2 separate regions of the Homo sapiens genome follow, and region 1 is linked to region 2. A link is an interaction called in ENCODE POLR2A ChIA-PET data of the cell type or tissue named here. Cell type or tissue: Caco-2. All regions are shown on one strand. Links, peaks and the distances in the headings refer to the core of each region. The heading gives the core; the rest is flanking DNA. Region 1 has its middle 120 kb from the start of LHX2. Region 2 overlaps PSMB7 (proteasome 20S subunit beta 7).

The links. Peaks named below come from ENCODE experiments on the same cell type or tissue, not always from the same donor. Only the 100,000 strongest peaks of a DNase experiment are listed, where the experiment ranks them.
Region 1: POLR2A ChIA-PET joins it to region 2 with 8 read pairs; 2 of 35 experiments call an interaction of 5 or more read pairs at or near these places.

The regions. Positions count from the first base shown.
Region 1 is chr9:124,130,179-124,134,568 of GRCh38, reverse strand. No RefSeq gene overlaps it. Among named protein-coding and RNA genes, the nearest start is that of LHX2, 120 kb to the right of the region's middle. RefSeq lists a silencer at 2,777-2,989. In Caco-2, for the core only: no CTCF peak of the experiment used is centred there; DNase peaks (open chromatin) are centred at 648 and 1,648.
Region 2 is chr9:124,364,930-124,369,319 of GRCh38, reverse strand. All of the region lies in intron 6 of PSMB7 (proteasome 20S subunit beta 7), which reads left to right. Among named protein-coding and RNA genes, the nearest start is that of PSMB7, 48 kb to the left of the region's middle. In Caco-2, for the core only: no CTCF peak of the experiment used is centred there; no DNase peak of the experiment used is centred there.

The DNA.
Region 1 (4,390 bases), core at 76-4,075, 230 kb after region 2:
GGTCTCGCTCTGTCACCCAGGCTGGAGTGCAGTGCAGTGATCTCGGCTCATTGAATCCTCTGCCTCCTGGGCTCAAGTGATCCTCCTGTCTTAGCCTCCTGAGTAGCTGGGACCACAGCATGAGCCACCATATCTGGCTAAATTTTTTTTTTTTTTTTGACGGAGTCTCACGTTGTCACCCAGGCTAGAATGCAGTGGCGTGATCTCGGCTCACTGCAAGCTCCGCCTCCCGGGTTCACACCATTCTCCTGCCTCAGCTTCCTGAGTAGCTGGGACTACAGGCACCTGCCACCACGCCCGGCTAATTTTTTGTATTTTTAGTAGACACGGGGTTTCACCATGTTGGCCAGGATGGGCTCAATCTCCTGGACTCGTGATCTGCCCACCTCGGCCTCCCAAAGTGCTAGGATTATAAGCGTGAGCCACCTCACCCGGCCTTTGATTTTTTTTTTTTTTTTTTTTTTGTAGAGATGGGGTCCCACTGTGTTGCCCAGGCTGGTCTCGAACTCCTGGCCTCAGGCAATCCTCCAGCCTCAGCCTCCCAAAGTGCTGAGATTACAGGCATGAACCACTGCACCCAGCCTCCAAGCTACTTTTCCTGTCTAGCTTTCAGCCCTCCGGCCGATGCTGACTGCTGTGGCTGCTCCACAATGGACAATGCATGCCCCCTAGGGATCCTGACAGAATGCATGCTCACCGCCTCCAGGCACAGTGCTGAGCACTTTGCCCATATCAACGCCTTTCATTCTCACAACCACATGAGGTGGATGCTATTAGGACCCCATTTTCCAGAGGAAGACCTTAAGGACCAGGGCTCACCTGTCAATTGCCGGATGTCACAGTGACATTAGTGATGAAGACAGGACTCAAACACAGGCAGCCTGGATCCAGAGCCCAAAGGCTCCACCCCAGGCTTGGAGACAGAAAATGAGAGATCTGGAATCAGACAGATCTCTCACAGCAGCCGTCTGCGAGCTGCATGGCCTTAGGAAATTCACCCCATCTCTCGCTCTCTTCTTTTTTTTTGAGACTGAGTCTCACTCTGTCCCCTAGGCTGGAGTGCAGTGGTGTGATCTCGGCTCACTGCAACCTCTGTCACTCTGGTCCCAGCGATTCTCGTGCCTCAGCCTTTCCAGTAGCTGGGATTACAGTTGTGTGCCTCCATGCCTGGCTAATTTTTGTATTTTTAGTGGAGATGGGGTTTTACCATGTTGGCCAGGCTGGGCTCGAACTCCTAACCTCAAGTGATCCACCTACCTTGGCCTCCCAAAGTGCTGGGATTACAGGCGCGCACCACCATGCTTGGCCTCACTCCATCTCTTGAGTCTCAGTTTCTTCATCTGCATGGTGTGGGTGCTGATCTTGTCTCGGCCTGTGGAGAAGGGAAGAGGAAACTATGCACATAAAGGGCTTCCATCCTGCTTGGCACAGCATGGTACTCAGTGAATGTGAGCTACTATCTCATCGCTGACTGACCCTTCCGCCTCCATCTCCACTCCCATGTACCACCCAGCAGGCTGAGTCATCTTCCTAAAATCCCTTAATTATTCCCTGATAAAAACCTTCCACATCTCTCCAAGGCGCCTCATTGCTTTCAAGATAAAATGCTCTCTCTTGACCCCGGGATTCCGAGCCTTCCTGACATGACCAGCTCATTCCCCACCCTCTCCTTTCATGCCTTACCCCCTCCCCTCCTGCTCCTGGTCCTCACTTGCCTTTCTCTGATGAGCCAGGCCCCTCAACACCCTTGTCTCTGCACATGCTGTTCCCATGCCCCGGGAAGAAATCCTCTACCATGCCCAGTAGGCTATCTCCAGCTCATACCTCCTCAAGTTCAAGGTCACCACCTTTGTGGCTTCTCTTCTCTCCCCGCAGGCGGATCAGCCAACGCGCTCCCCTCCACTCCTGCCTTGTAATGTCTTTACTATTCTTCTTGCCATGTCAGCTGGAGTTGGGGTTTCTATGTCCCCTATTAGAATATAAGCTTCTTGGCCAGGCGTGGTGGCTCACACCTGTAATCCCAGCACTTTGCAGGGCCGAGGCAGGTGGATCACTTGAGGCCAGGAGTTCGAGACCAGCCTGGCCAACATGGTGAAACCCATCTCTACTAAAAATACAAAAATTAGGCCAGGCACGGTGGTGCATGCTTGTAATCCCAGCTACTTGGGAGGCTGAGGTAGGAGAATTGCTTGAACCCGGGAGGTGGAGGTTGCAATGAGCTGAGATCACACCACTGCACTCCAGCCTGGGCAACAGAACAAGACTCTGTCTCAAAAAAAAAAAAAAAAAAAAAAAAGAGAATATAAGCTCTTTGAGGATGAGACCATATGGAAATGAGGCTGGAAGTCCCAAGTAGCTCTAATCCCAGAGTCCCTAGATGCTCTCTAGCATTTCTGTTTGCCTGGAATGCCTGGGGACAGAAAAGCACATGCTCAGGGAGGAAGCTGTGATACCGAGGTTGGGAATGTCCTTCATTGGAAGACACCTCTGAGCAGCATCCATCTAGCTCACAAGGCCCCTTACTCTCAAAACTGCTTTCCCACCCAGATGCAAACTATCTCCCCTGGACACAGCTGATGAGACTATAGCTGGTAGCCCCAAATGACCTGGTCTCAGCATAGAATCACAAAAACACAAAACCCAGCCATTACACAGTAATTTTAAAAGAGTCTCAGGGCAGGTGTGGTGGCTTATGCCCGTAATCTCAGCACTTTGGTAGGCCAAGGCGGGTGGATCACTTGAGGTCAGGGATTTGAGACCAGCCTGGCCAACATGGTGAAACCCTGTCTCCACTAAAAACAAAAAACAAAAAACAAAAAAAATTATCTGGGCATGACAGAGCGTGCCTGGAATCCCAGCTACTCGGGAGGCTGAGATAGGGGAATTGCTTGAACCCAGGGGCGGAGGTTGCAGTGAGCCGAGATCACACCACTGCACTCCAGCCTGGGCGACAGACTGAAACTCTGTCTCAAACAAAACAAAACAAAACAAAACAAAACTGAACTGAACTGAACTAAACTAAACTAAACTAAACTAAACTAAACTAAACTAAACTAAACTAAACTAAACTAAACTCAGCCTTTACTTGAATTTCAAGATCGTTAACAAGGGTCCAGGTTAGAACTCACCACAGTACCTTCCCCCGCTCCCCTCTGCTTCCCCATCTCTCACCCCACACTTGGACTTGGGCCTCTAGAGCCAGGCGGCCACTCCAGAATCTTGATCTGGGCTTTGGGGGTGGGGATTCACACACGGAATCCCCACGTTCCCCGTTTCCCTTATTGTTTTTCTCTTCCTTCTTCTTCCTTTATCTCAGTTCTTCATCGCATTGATCTTAGCCTCTCTCCTCTTGCCCTCCCCTTCCCTCCCTCTCTGGGCTCCTGCCTCTCTATGCCTTTCTTCCAGTTCATCCTAACTCAGGAGGTGGGAGCCCGGGTGGCAAAGGGCGGATGGAGTGGGGGGCGGGGTAGGGAATGTACATGACATTGGCACAAGAATAAATATGGCGCCCAACCTGCACATAGGGGACTGGTCCAGGAGCACCCAGCACTGCCTTCTATTACTCTTATTCCTAAGCCTCACATACAATTTGCATATCATTATCATATTTATCCTCAGCTCTTGCAGCAATCCTGTGTCACCTACATAGACTCCAGCATGCAGAATGACCCCAGAGGTGCGTGTACACACGAGCACATGCACCCAGGCACACGTGTCCACATGGACAGCGTCCGGCAGCACACAGGCGTGAGCCCCATGAGAAAAGCTTCACTAGTGCAGACAAGGGAAAGGAGCACCGCCCTGCAGCTCCCCAATGTGGTCCTCCATGACCCCTGGCCTCCCCTACCCTCCTGCACCACAGCCTGCCCCTGCTGGAGCCCCTTCACCCTCTCCCTCCCGTATATTTTTTCTTTGTGCCCTTTCCTGAACTCAGCTCTGCCACCAGGCTCTGCAGGAACCTTATTTTTACAGCTTCAGGGAGGAAACTCTCGGAGAGAAGGGATGGCTTTGCTAAGAGGGTAGGTGCGTAATGCCCTGAGCCACTGCCAGCCCAGTTCCCAAGGGGCAAGGTTTCCCCGCCTCAGCTGTGATGGTGGCTCTAGTCAGCCAGGACCAGCCCGGGGACTGCCCGAGGGACCTTCCTGGCAAGCTGGCTCAGTGCCACTGCCCAGTCTCCCCTCACGGACGGGAACACCCTGGGCAGGCTCTGGGCTCTGAACCCAGAAAGGTCCACAGACCAGCACCCAGGGGGAGGGATTCTGCATCAGCGATGGGGGCAGATCCCGAAATTCTCCTTGTTTGACATCTCCCTTTAGGGCAGGCAGCTCCAGGGCTTTGTTCATCTGTAAGGATCAGAGGACTTGCAGGGTGGGCTATGGGACCAAGGGGT
Region 2 (4,390 bases), core at 259-4,258:
TAAAGTTTTAACCTTAACAGATAATGTTACTTGTGGGTGTCTGTTAGGTAATTTATACTACCCTCCCCTCACCCTGAAATTGTGCAGAAACCAAGAAATGATAGGAAGTTGTACTAAATAGATATTTTAAAATTCCACCTAGTGGTACAGATTTTTAAAAATATTTGCAGTGAATATTTTATCTGTAGAATGTGGTCATTCTCGCCGTCATTGTCACCCTGTCATGTTAGAATGTAGTTTTTCTAGAATCAGAACCTTGGTGATAACAGAATATTAAAAAGACATAAAGACTCATTAACTTTGGTTCCTTGACAAATACACTGGCTTTTAACTCAGCTGAATGGAATTAGGGGATAGAGCGGTAAGAATGGGCTGGGTGGAGTGTGCACACGTGGGCTCTGAAGAGGCCTGGGTTGGAAGATTGATTTTTGCCTCTTGTGTAACCCCTGTAGCCCCAGTTTGTAAGATGTAAAACTCACTCTCATGAAATGGCCTGAAGTTGGTACTTGAAGGGATCATTACGAGGACAGTGTTTGTAAAATGCTTATCAGGTATAACAAGAGTTTACTCTCTGAGTCTCTGACTACCTCTTGTCCTGAAACTTTCAAAGAAAATTAAATTGCTTTTGATTTCTTGGTCAGTTTCAGTTAAGATTTACAATCAACAAATGGCCAGATGGGAAAATTAAATGATATCTTTTTGATTGACATACGGGGTGGCCGAAAATAATTTGACTGATTCTGTTTGCTGAGAGGTTTTATTACATGTATTTTAGGGAAATGTCAATGTTTGGATGTAGTTTTGATGCAGTGAATTTGATAGCTCTTTGCCGTGGGATTCGATGACTAGATTCTGTAGTAGAGGAATTCATCAGGATGTGTTTAATTTTACCAAATGTAACAAGCCAGATGAGTGTTGGAATGTTAGGGTAGCATAATTTAAGCAATATATTTGCAACTGTGAAATAATTTTAGAGGTAAAGTACTTTAAAAAGAGAAACCCGCAAGTGATTTATAAATTAAATTTACTTAAAGACTTGATGGTATCATTTGTATTTTTGGAGACTGGAGGTTTTGTTTTCTTGGGTGGAAAAAACCAAATCACCTTAAAGCGTTGTTTGGGTAAATGTGTGGAATTGGGTACTTGGCACAGAGCCTGCACACAGTAAGTCTGCCTTCTTTTTCTGTGTCTTTTTAGAATATAATTTTTGGTGAAAGAGAATAAATGAAAATGTGGTACTTACACTTCTCACCGAAATGGCGGTAATTCTACATGGAAGATGTGCATATGAACAAAGATTTTATGGCAATATGTTGAATTTCATTTGCAGTATGATGGCCGCTGTCATAATTGATTTGCTTTTAAATGGGGGTTGAGAAAAAGAAGTACTAAGTTCGTATCAGTTGCCTATCACATTGGTAGCCCTGAAGCCTTTTGCCTTGGTAATCGTGTTTGTGAGTGTTGGAGATGGGTAGGATCAGGTGAAGTTAGCATTCATTGTGGATTTCCTGCACTGCAGGCACCGTGGCCCAGCATCTCCTGTGCATGACACTTCGTATCATCCTCATGACCATCCTGGTGCTTGGGGGTTTTAGGTCCTCCTTTGCAGATGGGGAAATTGGAACTTAAAAATGTGGAGTGACTTTTATCACTGAGGTCACACCGCTGGTAAGTAACAGGACTAGATTCATATCTTTATTCTGTCAAATTCTTTGCCTCTGTCAAGCATTGCCTCCCCCGCCCCCCATGACCACAGTCAATATAGTGACTATATTCATCAGTTCCAGAGCCCTGAAGCTTCCTTATGCCTTTTTGAGACCCCCTCCTCCCACCTAAGTAACAGAGAGTTTATCCGAATGCTGTGTATGCCTGGAGGTCTCATGGAGAAGTATCTGCGTTAGCTCCTCCTGGTGCAGTGGGGGGAAATAGAATCATTTCTATTTGGGTGGGTTGATGAGAAGTCAGCCATTGTCTTCTCATCAACCACCAGAAAAATAATTGCCAAGAAGTTATGAAAGGCCTTTGTGTAAAGGCTGTGTTTGTTCAGAGGGGTGGTCAGCACCTATGACTGAGGCTAGAAGTCCAGGTGGCACCCTCCACATCTTTCCATCCTGCACTTTCACCTGGCTGCTGCTTCCTCCTCACCCACATCTGCTCTGCTGCTGATCCTCCTCCCTGGCCCTGCTGCCCCGCCACCATCTCTCATTGAGAATATTATCATCAACTCCTCTCTGGTCTCCTGCCTTTGGCATTTCCTCCCCCACGGCTTCCCTGTCGTAGTTTCAAAAAGCACAAGTCGAACTATAGTTATGTGTTGCTTAACGACAGGGACACATTCTGAGAAATGCATCCTTAGGTGATTTTGTCATCACGTGAATGTCATAGGATGTACTTACACAAACCTAGATGGTCTGGCCTTCTGCACACCTATACACTATGGTGCAACCTGTTGCTCCTGGGCTGCAAGCCTGTACAGCATGTTAACTGCGCTGAATACTGTCAGCAGCTGTAACACAGCAGTAAGTATTTGTGTATCTAAACATATAAATGGAGAAAAGGTACTGTAAATGTATAGTATGAGATAAAAAATGGTGTATCTGTCTAGGGCACTTACCATGAATGGATCTTGCAAAACTAGAAATTGCTCTGGGTGAGTCAGTGAGTGGGTGGTGAGTGAAGGTGAAGGCCTAGGGTGTTACTGTACACTACTGTAGACTTTATCAACACTGGACACTTAGGCTACACTAAATTTACACACAGAAAAATTTCGGTAATTACCGTAACCTTTTTACTTGTTTGTAAATTTTAAAAACTTTTGGACCCTTATAACGCTTAACTTAAAACACAAGCACATTGTACAGCTGTACAAAATATTTTTCTTTATATCCTTAGTCTATAAGCTCTTTTGTTATAGACTTTGTTTTTTGAGACAGAGTCTTGCCCAGGTTGGAGTGCAGGACATGATCTCAGCTCATTGCAACCTCCACCTCCAGGTTCAAGCGATTCTCCTGCCTCAGCAGCTGGGACAGCAGGCTCGCATCACCACGCCCAGCTAATTTTTGTATTTTTAGTAGAGATGGGGTTTCACCATGTTGGCCAGGCTGGTCTCAAACTCTTGACCTCAGGTGATGCTCCTGCTTTGGCCTCCCAAAGTGCTGGGATTACAGGCATGCACCATCATGCCTGGCCTATAAGCTTTTCTCTATTAAAAAAATTTTTTTTTAATTTTTTTACCTTTTAGATGTTTTGTTAAAAACTAAGGCACAAACACACACACATTGGTGTAGACCTTTGCAGGGCCAGGGCCATCAGTATCACCGTCTTTTGCGTCCACATCTTACCTCACTGGAAGGTAGAAAGTGATAGTAATCTCTCTCTCTTTCTCTCCTTTCTCTCTCGTTTTTTGAGACAAGGTTTTGCTCTGTCTCTCAGGCTGGAGTGCGGTGGCACGATCACAGCTCACTGCAACCTGAACCTCCCAGGCTCAAGTAATCCTCCTGCCTCAGCCTCCCAAGTAGCTGAGACTACAGGTGCACATCACCACACCTGGCTAATTTCTTTTATTTTATAGAGACAAGGTCTCACTATGTTGCCCAGGCTGGTCTCGAGCTTCTGAGCTCAGGACTCCCAGCGTTACAGGGTCACAGGTGTGAGCCACTATAGCCAGCCTGGAGGAGTTTTTTTAGCTTCATGATAATTTTATGGGACCACTGTTGTATATGCAGTCCGTTGTTGTCCAAAATGTTACGTGGTACATGACTGTACATCATTTTCCAGGTAGAAATTTTTGTGTCTTCCTGCTGCTTAGCATAAAGGGTGGGCTGTCTGTATAGCCTGTGAGGTTCTCTGGCAATCAGCCACACTGAACTACCTACTCGACCACACCTTTCTCCTTCCCATGTTCATGGCTCTCTTCCTGCCTACACGTCTGCCCTTTGACTTGGCTACCTTTCACTTGTATTACAAGACCCTGCCCAGTCTCCATCACCTGCACCCCACGAGACCCGTGTCCATCTGTGGCTCCTTTGTCAGGCCTGTCTCTAGCTAGCTCTTACCTCATTGTAATGAGATTATCTCCTTGTTTCCCCTTCTGGGCTCCACAATTCTCATGGGCAGGCTCTGTGTTCAGGCCTGTCTCCATTGTTCAGCACAGCGTGTGCGGTGTGTTCATAGCAGGCCGCTCGTGATGCTTGCTGAGCTAAGCTAACCTGGCCGTTTTGCAGGAGTTTTGCATCATTTGAAATTTGCCTCATTTTGGCCATCTTTAAACTTCCTAGAACAAGAGCACTCTGTACTTCCTTGGATCTCCTTCTGGTTCTGCCTGGGCCTTGTCAGGCTGTGGAAGAAGGATCATGTCATATAACACAGTGCCTGTGATAGCCTTCCCACA